Regions from separate parts of the Homo sapiens genome. Here region 1 is linked to region 2. Evidence: chromatin contacts called from ENCODE Hi-C or POLR2A ChIA-PET data. All regions are on one chromosome and are shown on one strand. The core of a region is the stretch at or near the end of the contact, and the rest is flanking DNA. Distances in the headings are between cores, read along the strand shown.

Evidence for each region. Hi-C counts contacts between places; a loop is a spot of excess contacts on that map. ChIA-PET counts read pairs that join two places held with the same protein, here RNA polymerase II (POLR2A). Pooled maps may share reads with other maps.
Region 1: a loop to region 2 is called in a pooled map, with 2.1 times the contacts of the local background. The contact joins two enhancer-like sites. A Hi-C loop is called at or near these places in 1 of 50 pooled maps. POLR2A ChIA-PET finds 5 or more read pairs at or near these places in 5 of 52 experiments (PC-9, WTC11, activated B cell and 2 more).

What each region holds. Positions count from the first base shown.
Region 1 is chr7:44,765,608-44,770,389 of GRCh38, forward strand. ZMIZ2 (zinc finger MIZ-type containing 2) reads left to right here. Exons shown (of 19, transcript NM_031449.4): 17 at 557-726; 18 at 814-1,056; 19 at 1,909-4,274. The coding sequence ends at 2,016. Among named protein-coding and RNA genes, the nearest start is that of ZMIZ2, 19 kb to the left of the region's middle. RefSeq lists enhancers at 2,377-2,903, 2,738-2,877. Within about 2 kb of position 3,459, at least 29 of the 41 ENCODE cell types and tissues checked have a DNase peak (open chromatin) inside an H3K27ac peak, as active enhancers do.
Region 2 is chr7:44,704,859-44,709,386 of GRCh38, forward strand. OGDH (oxoglutarate dehydrogenase) reads left to right here. Exons shown (of 23, transcript NM_002541.4): 21 at 2,367-2,530; 22 at 2,724-2,878; 23 at 3,021-4,208. The coding sequence ends at 3,141. Among named protein-coding and RNA genes, the nearest start is that of ZMIZ2, 42 kb to the right of the region's middle. Within about 2 kb of position 2,858, at least 4 of the 41 ENCODE cell types and tissues checked have a DNase peak (open chromatin) inside an H3K27ac peak, as active enhancers do.

The sequences.
Region 1 (4,782 bases), core at 2,209-4,708, 61 kb after region 2:
CAGATGACCCTGGGCATATGGCTCCTCTCCCCAGATCAGTCTCCTCACCTGCAAGAATGTGGCTATGCAGGTCACACACCTAGGTTATCAGTGTTGCCACACAAAACATGCCGCGGGGCACCTCCAGCCCCTCCCATCTCAGGGACGTGGCGGTGAAGGCACAGTCTCAGCTATGGTCCCAGGAAACAGACAGTGGGGCCTCCACCCTTCCTTCCCCGTTTGGATTAAGGGGCTCCTGGCTGGAACACCTCACAGGACTGGCCCCATCTGGGGCCCCCCTCTGGGACCCACCTCACACGCGTGGTGCGTTTGTTTGTGGCTGCTCCCATTCCTATAACCTCCGAGACCTTCACTCCTAGGAATGTCCCAAGGCCAATTCCCTTGGCAGCAATGAGAAGAAATGCCCTTTTCCAAATAGCGACTTCTGCAAAACCCGCTGTTGTTTGTGGGTGAGCACTGCAAGTCCCACCCATGCCACAGCCAGCCTCCCTCCTGGCTCCTCTGCCAGCGGTGGCCTTCCCCAGCCCTCACCCAGGCCCCGACTCTCCTCTCACAGGTTCCAGCTTCCTGGGGCCTGGAACTTTCCCTGAGTCCTTCCCACCCACCACGCCCAGCACCCCAACCCTTGCTGAGTTCACCCCGGGACCACCCCCCATCTCCTACCAGTCTGACATTCCCAGCAGCCTCCTGACTTCAGAGAAGTCTACCGCCTGCCTCCCAAGCCAGGTCAGTGCCAAGCCGAGAGGCCAAGGGGCCCTGTCTCCCCAGGGGAGCCCCTGAGCTGTTTTAACAAATTCTTCTCTCTGTCTTCAGATGGCACCAGCAGGTCACCTGGACCCCACTCACAATCCTGGGACACCAGGACTACACACCTCCAACCTTGGGGCCCCTCCAGGTCCCCAGCTGCACCATTCAAACCCTCCCCCAGCGTCCCGGCAGTCCTTGGGCCAAGCGAGCTTAGGACCTACGGGTGAACTGGCCTTCAGTCCTGCCACAGGCGTGATGGGGCCCCCCAGCATGTCTGGAGCCGGGGAGGCCCCAGAACCAGCTCTGGACGTGAGTACCAGGCCCCATGCGGGGGAGTGCGTGGGAGCCAGGGCTAGAGGTGGTGTGTCTGTTCCAGGTGCGTTCTGGAAGGGAAGACAGTGACCCCTCAGAGAGCCGGTCAGATAAGGTCAACTAAATGCAGCTTTTGTTCATGAATTAGATACCTGGAGTAGCTGCGGGTGGGATGCGATGTACCACATTTGTGTTCATGAGGGGCCTGGATGCCGTACGGGCGGACGCAGAGTCTCAGAGGAGACTGCACTGGAAGCTGACAGCACGGTCCTTAGAGTCAAATTTCGTCTGTCCATTTGCTCAGTAGCCCTGGGTCTTGACTCACAGGTGGAATGGGAGTGCAAACTCAGTACATGAAGGACAGAACTGACTGTCCCTGGACCATAATAGAAACTCATTCTAGAAGTTCAACATGAAACTCATTCTAGAAGTTCAACATGAAAAAGTTAGGAAGAACAGCTCCAAGCAGAAAATCCTAGGGGCATGGAATTCCACCACCAGCATTCACCTTGGGGCATCACGGTGGGGATCCCCACGCAGGCTGATGCACAGAGGGAGTGTGGAGTGGCTGCACTCCCTCACATCCCGTTTCCTGGTGGTATTGAACAGCATGTTGCCAGCTGTTCTGGCCCCAGAGCAACCTTGCAGGGAGGTCCCAGGGGGTGGCGTGTGCCTCTTTGAGCACATGCAGGCCTATGGTGGGGCCCCGCACCCGGCCTGTGTGTGAGGAGGGGCTGCTCAGCATCCCCACTGTGCCTGGAGACAGGGCCGGGATGTGGTGACAGGATGGTCACTCAGGTGTGGCCAGTCAGTGACCAAAGCTGCTAACAGAGTTCACTTTGTCCTCAGCTGCTCCCGGAACTGACCAACCCTGATGAGCTACTGTCCTACTTGGGCCCACCCGACCTCCCTACGAACAACAATGACGACCTGCTTTCTCTGTTTGAGAACAACTGATCCTGTGTTTACCCCAAGCCCGGCGGGGACACGCTCACAGATGTCACCACAGCCCTGCCCTTCATGCCCAGCCCCATGGGACACCCGGTGGTCTTTCCCAAACCTCCCCCAAAACACACCTGGAGCCAGAGCCTTCTGCCGCCAGCCCTGCCCCTGAATTGGAAGCAGCCCTGTGCTCGATGGGAGGGGCTCCCAGGCCGGCAGCCCTTGCCACCTCCCTCTGCCAAGCCTGCTGCTGCAGAACGGTTTTTGCTGAGGTGCCCCTGCCCAGCCCTGTCCAGCCTTGTCCACACACACATCTCACGCCCCTGGTCTCACAGCCTCACACCTTGTCCTTCCACCCCTGCCTGCCCCCACCCAGCCTGCTTCTTGTCCAGCATTGATCCTTCTGTTTCAACAACTCCTCCACTGGGCAGAGCTGGGCATCTGGCAGGGCTGGCTCTGTCCCCTGGGCCTTTGGCTCCAGTGGCCCCTGTGCCCAGCAGTCCAGCTCTTGGAACCTCGCTGAATGGCAGCCTCTTGGGGGCCTGGAGCTCTGGCAGCCCAGCCGTGTGTGGTGTCAGGTTCCTCTCCCCACCCCAGCTTCAAGCAGAGGCCTCGGGGTGGGGGAGCTACAAAGCACAACAATGTACATAGTGTAGAAACACTAACAGCTGGGAGAGGGGAGCCAGCTGTCCAGCCAGCATGTTCCTGTTGTACAGCCCGGTCTCCCTGCGCGCTCTGCTCCTTCCCATGTGCAGACAGATCAGGGAGGAACCTCCAATGGGTGGGGGACAGTGAGCTTCGGCCTGGCCGAGGTGGGTGGGTGGGCTCTCAGATTCAGCTCTGTGTAAAGATTCTCTAGCGGGCTGCGCTCCCAAGTTCCCCTTCTCTGTGAAAGTGAAGAATTAGTACAGCTGTGTTTTTTAAAGCCACCTCTCTGTCTCCACCCCATGGGCCCACACCCAGGTGGGGGAGGAGGAAGCCACTGCATCTGTTGGCTCAGGGCCCCAGCCTGTGCGAGCAGGGCGCCTGGGCTGTTGTGTCTCCTGTCTGTGCCGATCTCTATTAAAGGACTCCCTCTTGGTGGGCCTGGCCGAGTCCCTCCTTTGTGCTCCCAGGGACTATTTTCTCCTCGTAAGCCAGCGACCTGCCTAAAGCTTGGGCTGTGCCTGCAAAGCTTGTGCAGGACCTGGGGGCCAGGTCGACCTTCAAGTGGCTTTTGGGGCCCCAGGTTGAGCTCTGGATGTTTCAAGCCAAGGCTCGGCTATTCCCGCCCCATAGTAAATTTCCTTTTCCCTGGAATTTTCCAAGTTGGCTTCAGCTGAAGAGCTGTTTTGTGAAGCATCCCAGGCTTGCCCAGGAGAGACATTTGCCACTATGTCACCTTATCTGGGCTTGCCCTGGGGCACTGAGACAGTTGTTTGGCAGCCCCAGCCCAGCCAGGGGCTCATCCTTCTCAGCTCTTGTCCCTGGGAGGCCTCTGCTTGTCACTTCCCAGAGATTGCAGAGGTGTGTCCTGCCTACCATCTGCCTGTCCAGCTTGGTGGGGGTCCGGGTCACCATTTCCTCCAGTCCTGGGCCCCATCCTTGAGGGCCTTCCCAGCCAGCCAGCAGGAGAGGCAAGAACTGGGGGAACACAGGAACCTAGGGGAGGAGGGGAGCGCTGGGCATCCTCAGGCTGGCGGCCAAGGCCTGCCCCTGGAGGCACTAGAGGAGGGCATCTGTCTGTGGGAGCCCAGAGGCTGCAGGGAGGAGGAGGAGGGAGGTATCTGGTGTGAGCGTTGCCCCTGCGACATTTGGGACCACACAGGTGGGCTTCCTTATTCCCTGACAAAGCCTCTGTTTCCAGCTCTTCCGCCCTCTCTGGATGAGGGAACAGAAGTGGAGGAAACAAAAGAAGCAGCAGCACGCACAGTCCTGTCGCTGGGTGCGGAGACAGCCTGGCAAAGTCCCACTCAGCCATGGCCTGATGCAGGCCCCAGGCCCTCCTTTCTTGGGTGTCAAATGACTGTGTCCTGGACATCTGATGCACCACCTGCCCTGCCTGTTGCAAACGTGATGCTCCCGGATGGAGTGGAGAAACTAGGAGACTGGGACAAGCAAAAGGCTGCAAACAACCCAGAAGCCCATCCTCAGAAGACTGGAGAAATGATTGAGGAATGCATGGGCACCGTGGCCCTGTGCTCCATCACAAACACCTCTCAGAAACAACGTGGGATGAAAAAGCAAGACAGTTCATACAGTATGATGCCATTTTTATAAAGCTCAAAACCAAATATGTGTGGAATTCATACCCAGGTGCTAAAGTCATCAGGGAGGGCAGGGAGTCAGTACAACACAGTGCTCACCCGTGGGGAGGGGACGGAGCTGTGCTTAGGGAAGAGCAGAGATGCTGGAGGTTTTGAACCTCAGGGTCAGTGGTGGCTTCGTGGGTTTCACTTTGTCGTACTTTCTGTTTCACACATTTTCTTGTGAATGTGCCAAGTATTACATAAAAACCAAAAGGCTGACCAGACTTAACAGTGCTCCACCCAATAGCAGCAGAACACACGTTTCTAAGTGCACAGGGAACGTTCTCCAGGACAGACCACACGTTAGTGCACAAAGCAAGTCTCAGTAAATTAGAGATCGGAATCCTGCAAACCACCTTCTCCAATCACAATGGAATAAAACCAGAAATCCATACCAGAAGGAAAATGAAAATTCACACATACATAGAAATTGAACACACTTTTTAACAGCCAAAGGGTCAAAGGAGAAATCACGAGAAAAATTAGGAAATAG
Region 2 (4,528 bases), core at 1,608-4,107:
CGCCACCATGCCTAGCTAATTTTTGTATTTTTAGTATAGACAGGGTTCCACCATGTTGACCAGGCTGGTCTTGAACTCCTGACCTCAGGTGATCTGCCCACCACAGCCTCCCAAAGTGCTGGGATTACAGGCGTGAGGCACTGCACCTGGCCTGTTGTTAGTATCTTTTGATGTACAAAAGTTTTTAATTTTCTTTTTTTTTTTTTTTTTTTGAGACGGAGTCTCGCTCTGTCGCCCAGGCTGGAGTGCAGTGGCGGGATCTCGGCTCACTGCAAGCTCCACCTCCCGGGTTCACGCCATTCTCCTGCCTCAGCCTCCCAAGTAGCTGGGACTACAGGCGCCCGCCACTACGCCCAGCTAATTTTTTGTATTTTTAGTAGAGACGGGGTTTCACCGTTTTAGCCGGGATGGTCTCGATCTCCTGACCTCGTGATCCGCCCGCCTCGGCCTCCCAAAGTGCTGGGATTACAGGCGTGAGCCACCGCGCCCGGCCAAGTTTTTAATTTTCATGAAGTCAGATTTGTCTATTTTTTCTTCAGTTGCCTGTGACTTTGGTGTCATATCTAAGAAATCATTACCAAATTCAGTGTTGTGAAACTTTTGCCCTATGTTTTCTTCTGAGTTTTATAGTTTTTGCTCTTATGTTTAGATCTTTGACCCACTTTGAGCTAATTTGTTTTGTTTTTTATTTTTTGTTTGTGTTTTTTTGAGACAGAGTCTCACTCTGTCATCCAGGCTGATGCAATCGTAGCTCACTGCAGCCTCAATTCCTGGGCTCAAGTGATCCTCCTACTTTGGCCTCCCAGAGTACTGGGATTACATGTGTGAGCCACTGTGCCCAGACTTTTATTCTGTTTGTATCATAAATGGAATTGTTGGCCTAATTTCCTCTTCTTATTGTTCATTGTTAGTGTATAGAAACACAACTGGTTTTGGTTACGTGCATATGATGCGTAGTGCTTAAGTCAGGGTATTAGGGTGTCCGTCACCCGAGTACGATACATGTTTGTTAACCTTACTCCTTTATCAAACGTTGAACTTAATTCCTTCTATCTAACTGTATGTTTGTACCATTCAACCCACTTTTCTATATTTTTTTGAGATAGATTCTTACCCTGTCACCCAGGTTGGAGTGCAGAGGCATGGTCATCATGGTTCACTGTAACCTCTGCCTCCCAGGCTAGAGTGATTCTCCCACCAAAGCCTCCCAAGTAGCTGGGAACACAAGGTGTGCACCACCGTGCCTGGCTAATTTTTGTACTTTTGTAGAGACGGAGTATCACCATGTTGCCCAGGCTGGTCTCGAACTCCTGAGCTCAAGGGATCCTCCTGCCTCAGCCTCCCAAAGTGCTGGCCAACCCACTGTTCTCTATCTGAATATTTTCTCTGATTGTGTTGAAAGTTTTTATATTTGTAAAATTCTGAGCAGCAGAAACAGAGTAAACATGGGATTTTTTTTATATAATTTTTTTTTTTTTTTGAGATGGAGTTTTGCTCTTGTTGCCCAGGCTGGAGTGCAATGGCGCATTCTTGGCTCACCACAACCTCCGCCTCCCGGGTTCAAGCAATTCTCCTGCCTCGGCCCCCCGAGTAGCTGAGATTACAGGCATGCGCCACCATGCCTGGCTTATTTTGTATTTCTAGTAAAGACAGGGTTTCACCATGTTGGTCAGTCTGGTCTCGAACTCCTGACCTCAGGTGATCCGCCTGCCTCAGCCTCCCAAAGTGCTGGGATTTACAGGCGTGAGCCATGCGCCCGGCTGGTATTTTTTTTTTTTTTTGTCTGGAGATGGAGTCTTGCTCTGTTGCCCAGACTGTAGTGCATGATCTCAGCTCACTGCAACCTCTGCCTCCCGGGCCCAACCGATTCTTCCACCTCAGCCTCCCGAGTAGCTGGGACCACAGGCGCACACCACCATGCCTGGCTCATTTTTTGTATTTTTTTAGTAGAGACGGGGTTTCACCATGTTGCCCAGGCTGGTCTCGAACTCCTGAACTCAGGCAATCCGCCCGCCTCAGCTTCCCAAAGTGCTAGGATTGCAGGCGTGAGCCACCGCACCCGGCCGGGATGTTTTAATAATACTCTTGTCCCCGAAGTCTGAGCCAAGCTGTTTTGAAGGCTAGCCTGGTGTTACTTGATACCCAGAGCTGGCCATGTCTGCTGTGTATTTGTTACACGTAACGTGCTTTTCAAAGTGTGCCTGGTCTGAGCAAATACAGGGCATCAGAGGCTGGTGAAGGGGAAGCATCTCTAACCCTTGAAAGCTGCGTCTCCTGGCAGCAGTCCCTGGCACAGCCCTGGGCCCAGGAGAGCTCTCAGCCACATACCTGAGAGAACCAGCCTAGCCATGGGAACTCTCTTGTAGGAACCCACTTCCAGCGGGTGATCCCAGAAGATGGCCCTGCAGCTCAGAACCCAGAAAATGTCAAAAGGCTTCTCTTCTGCACCGGCAAAGTGTATTATGACCTCACCCGGGAGCGCAAAGCACGCGACATGGTGGGGCAGGTGGCCATCACAAGGATTGAGCAGGTGAGGGCAGGTGGTGCCATCAGGGTGTCCCCCCAGCGGGGGTCAGGGCTCTGGTGCCTTCACAGAACAGCCTTGCTTGGGGTGTGGCCCTCAGGTTCCTGACCTTCCCTGCTCGGAACACCAGTTTCCCTTTGCTGGATCTTGCCTGCCCTCTGAGTTTCCTCTTTTTGATCTGACCCCTGCTGTCTCCTAGCTGTCGCCATTCCCCTTTGACCTCCTGCTGAAGGAGGTGCAGAAGTACCCCAATGCTGAGCTGGCCTGGTGCCAGGAGGAGCACAAGAACCAAGGCTACTATGACTACGTGAAGCCAAGACTTCGGACCACCATCAGCCGCGCCAAGCCCGTCTGGTAAGGCTTCAGTCCCTGCCAGGAAGGCTGTGGGACCCTCCCCTCAGGCCAGTAGGCAGTTAGCCAGGCACATGCAGCAGAGGGATGGGCTGGGCCAACTCAGTGTCCCCTGCCCTCACTGCCCCCTCCCTCCATCTCTCAGGTATGCCGGCCGGGACCCAGCGGCTGCTCCAGCCACCGGCAACAAGAAGACCCACCTGACGGAGCTGCAGCGCCTCCTGGACACGGCCTTCGACCTGGACGTCTTCAAGAACTTCTCGTAGATGCTGCCTAGGGTTGCTTGGGCCACTGCCCTCTCCACACCCATGACTGCCCCTTGCTTCTCAACTAAAGAATAGTGCCTCAGCGCTGCCCACACCACCGCCCTCCTCGCTGTGCCACCACCCCTCCCTCTGCTCTCATAGGAGTTAGGCTGTCGTCCCCCTCCAGTGCTTGGCTGCCCCACAGGCCACACGCTGCCCAGGCTCTGCTGACTTCTGAGCAGTTTTCCAGGAGGCCGGGGGGAGCAGGAGGAGGAAAGGTAGCCCCCGAGGGATGTCCTTGGGGAGGGGTCAGCTCTGGCCACAATCCTCCCCACCAGTCTCACCCACTAGGATAGGAACTGGGCCTTGTGTGCTGGCTTCCGCTGTCACCCAGCAAGGCACAGGCTCCTGTATTTGAGACTAGGATAGCTTCATCTTGAGCCTGAGCCTTAGAATCTGTAGAGGAGCCTGGAGTCGGATCTAGCCATGGCTGGCAGAGGTTTCTAGGGTGGGCCCCAGCCGTGGCGTGAACTGAGGATGACCCGGGGCAGCTGGCAGGAGAGAGCCTTGGCCTGACCTGGCACAGAAAGGGCAGCTTCAGTCTCTGCAGTGTCCATTATCTGCTGTTCCTTCGAGGGTTCCAGGCTGTGTGTGGGGCCCAAGCATGCCCCACCCACCCCTCCTGGGCCCAGGCAGCACCTGGAGCCCACAGAGTCTGTGTGTAGCCAGGAAGCCCCGCTCAGGTAGCCACCACCGGGGCACTGGCTGCTCTGTCTTGGTCCTGTTAACCCTCCACCTCCTCTCTTGGACTCCCTCCCCACCCCAACCACTCTTTCTTTCTCCTTTAACCCAATGGAGACTTTCTGATGCATCGTTTTCTTTGCTGTGCCAAAGCAGGTCAGAAGAGGGAGAGGAGGGGCTGGGGGTGAGGGGCCAGGCCATGGCCAAGGGGCCAGCTGCCCCTCATTTATCACTCTGACCTTCACAGGGACAGATCTGATTTATTTATTTTGGTTAAAAAAAAAAAAAAGGAACAGAAACAACTTTGCATTGCATTGGCTTGACCCATAAACTAAGTTATATCCGTGGGCATGTCTGCTGTGTCTTTCTGTCTGTTCTGCCTTCTCCCCTGAGGGGATGGGGATGGGCCAGTCCCCTCCTAACCCACCTGGGAAGCAGCCCCCTCCTCATTGGACAGGGGGAGTGATGACCACCACCTGCAGGCCCTCGCCGGCAAAGCCGTCATTGTGAATGCGGCAGAGGCGGCCTGGGCTGCCGGGCTGTTTGGGTGCAGTCCTGTTTCTGAGCTTTCCCTGCTCTGGGTCCTTCCCCTGGCTCCACCTTGAAAAAGTACTCTGCACTCTGTGCCTCTCCGTTTGAGCCAGCGTGCCTGCGGGTTCACCCTAAC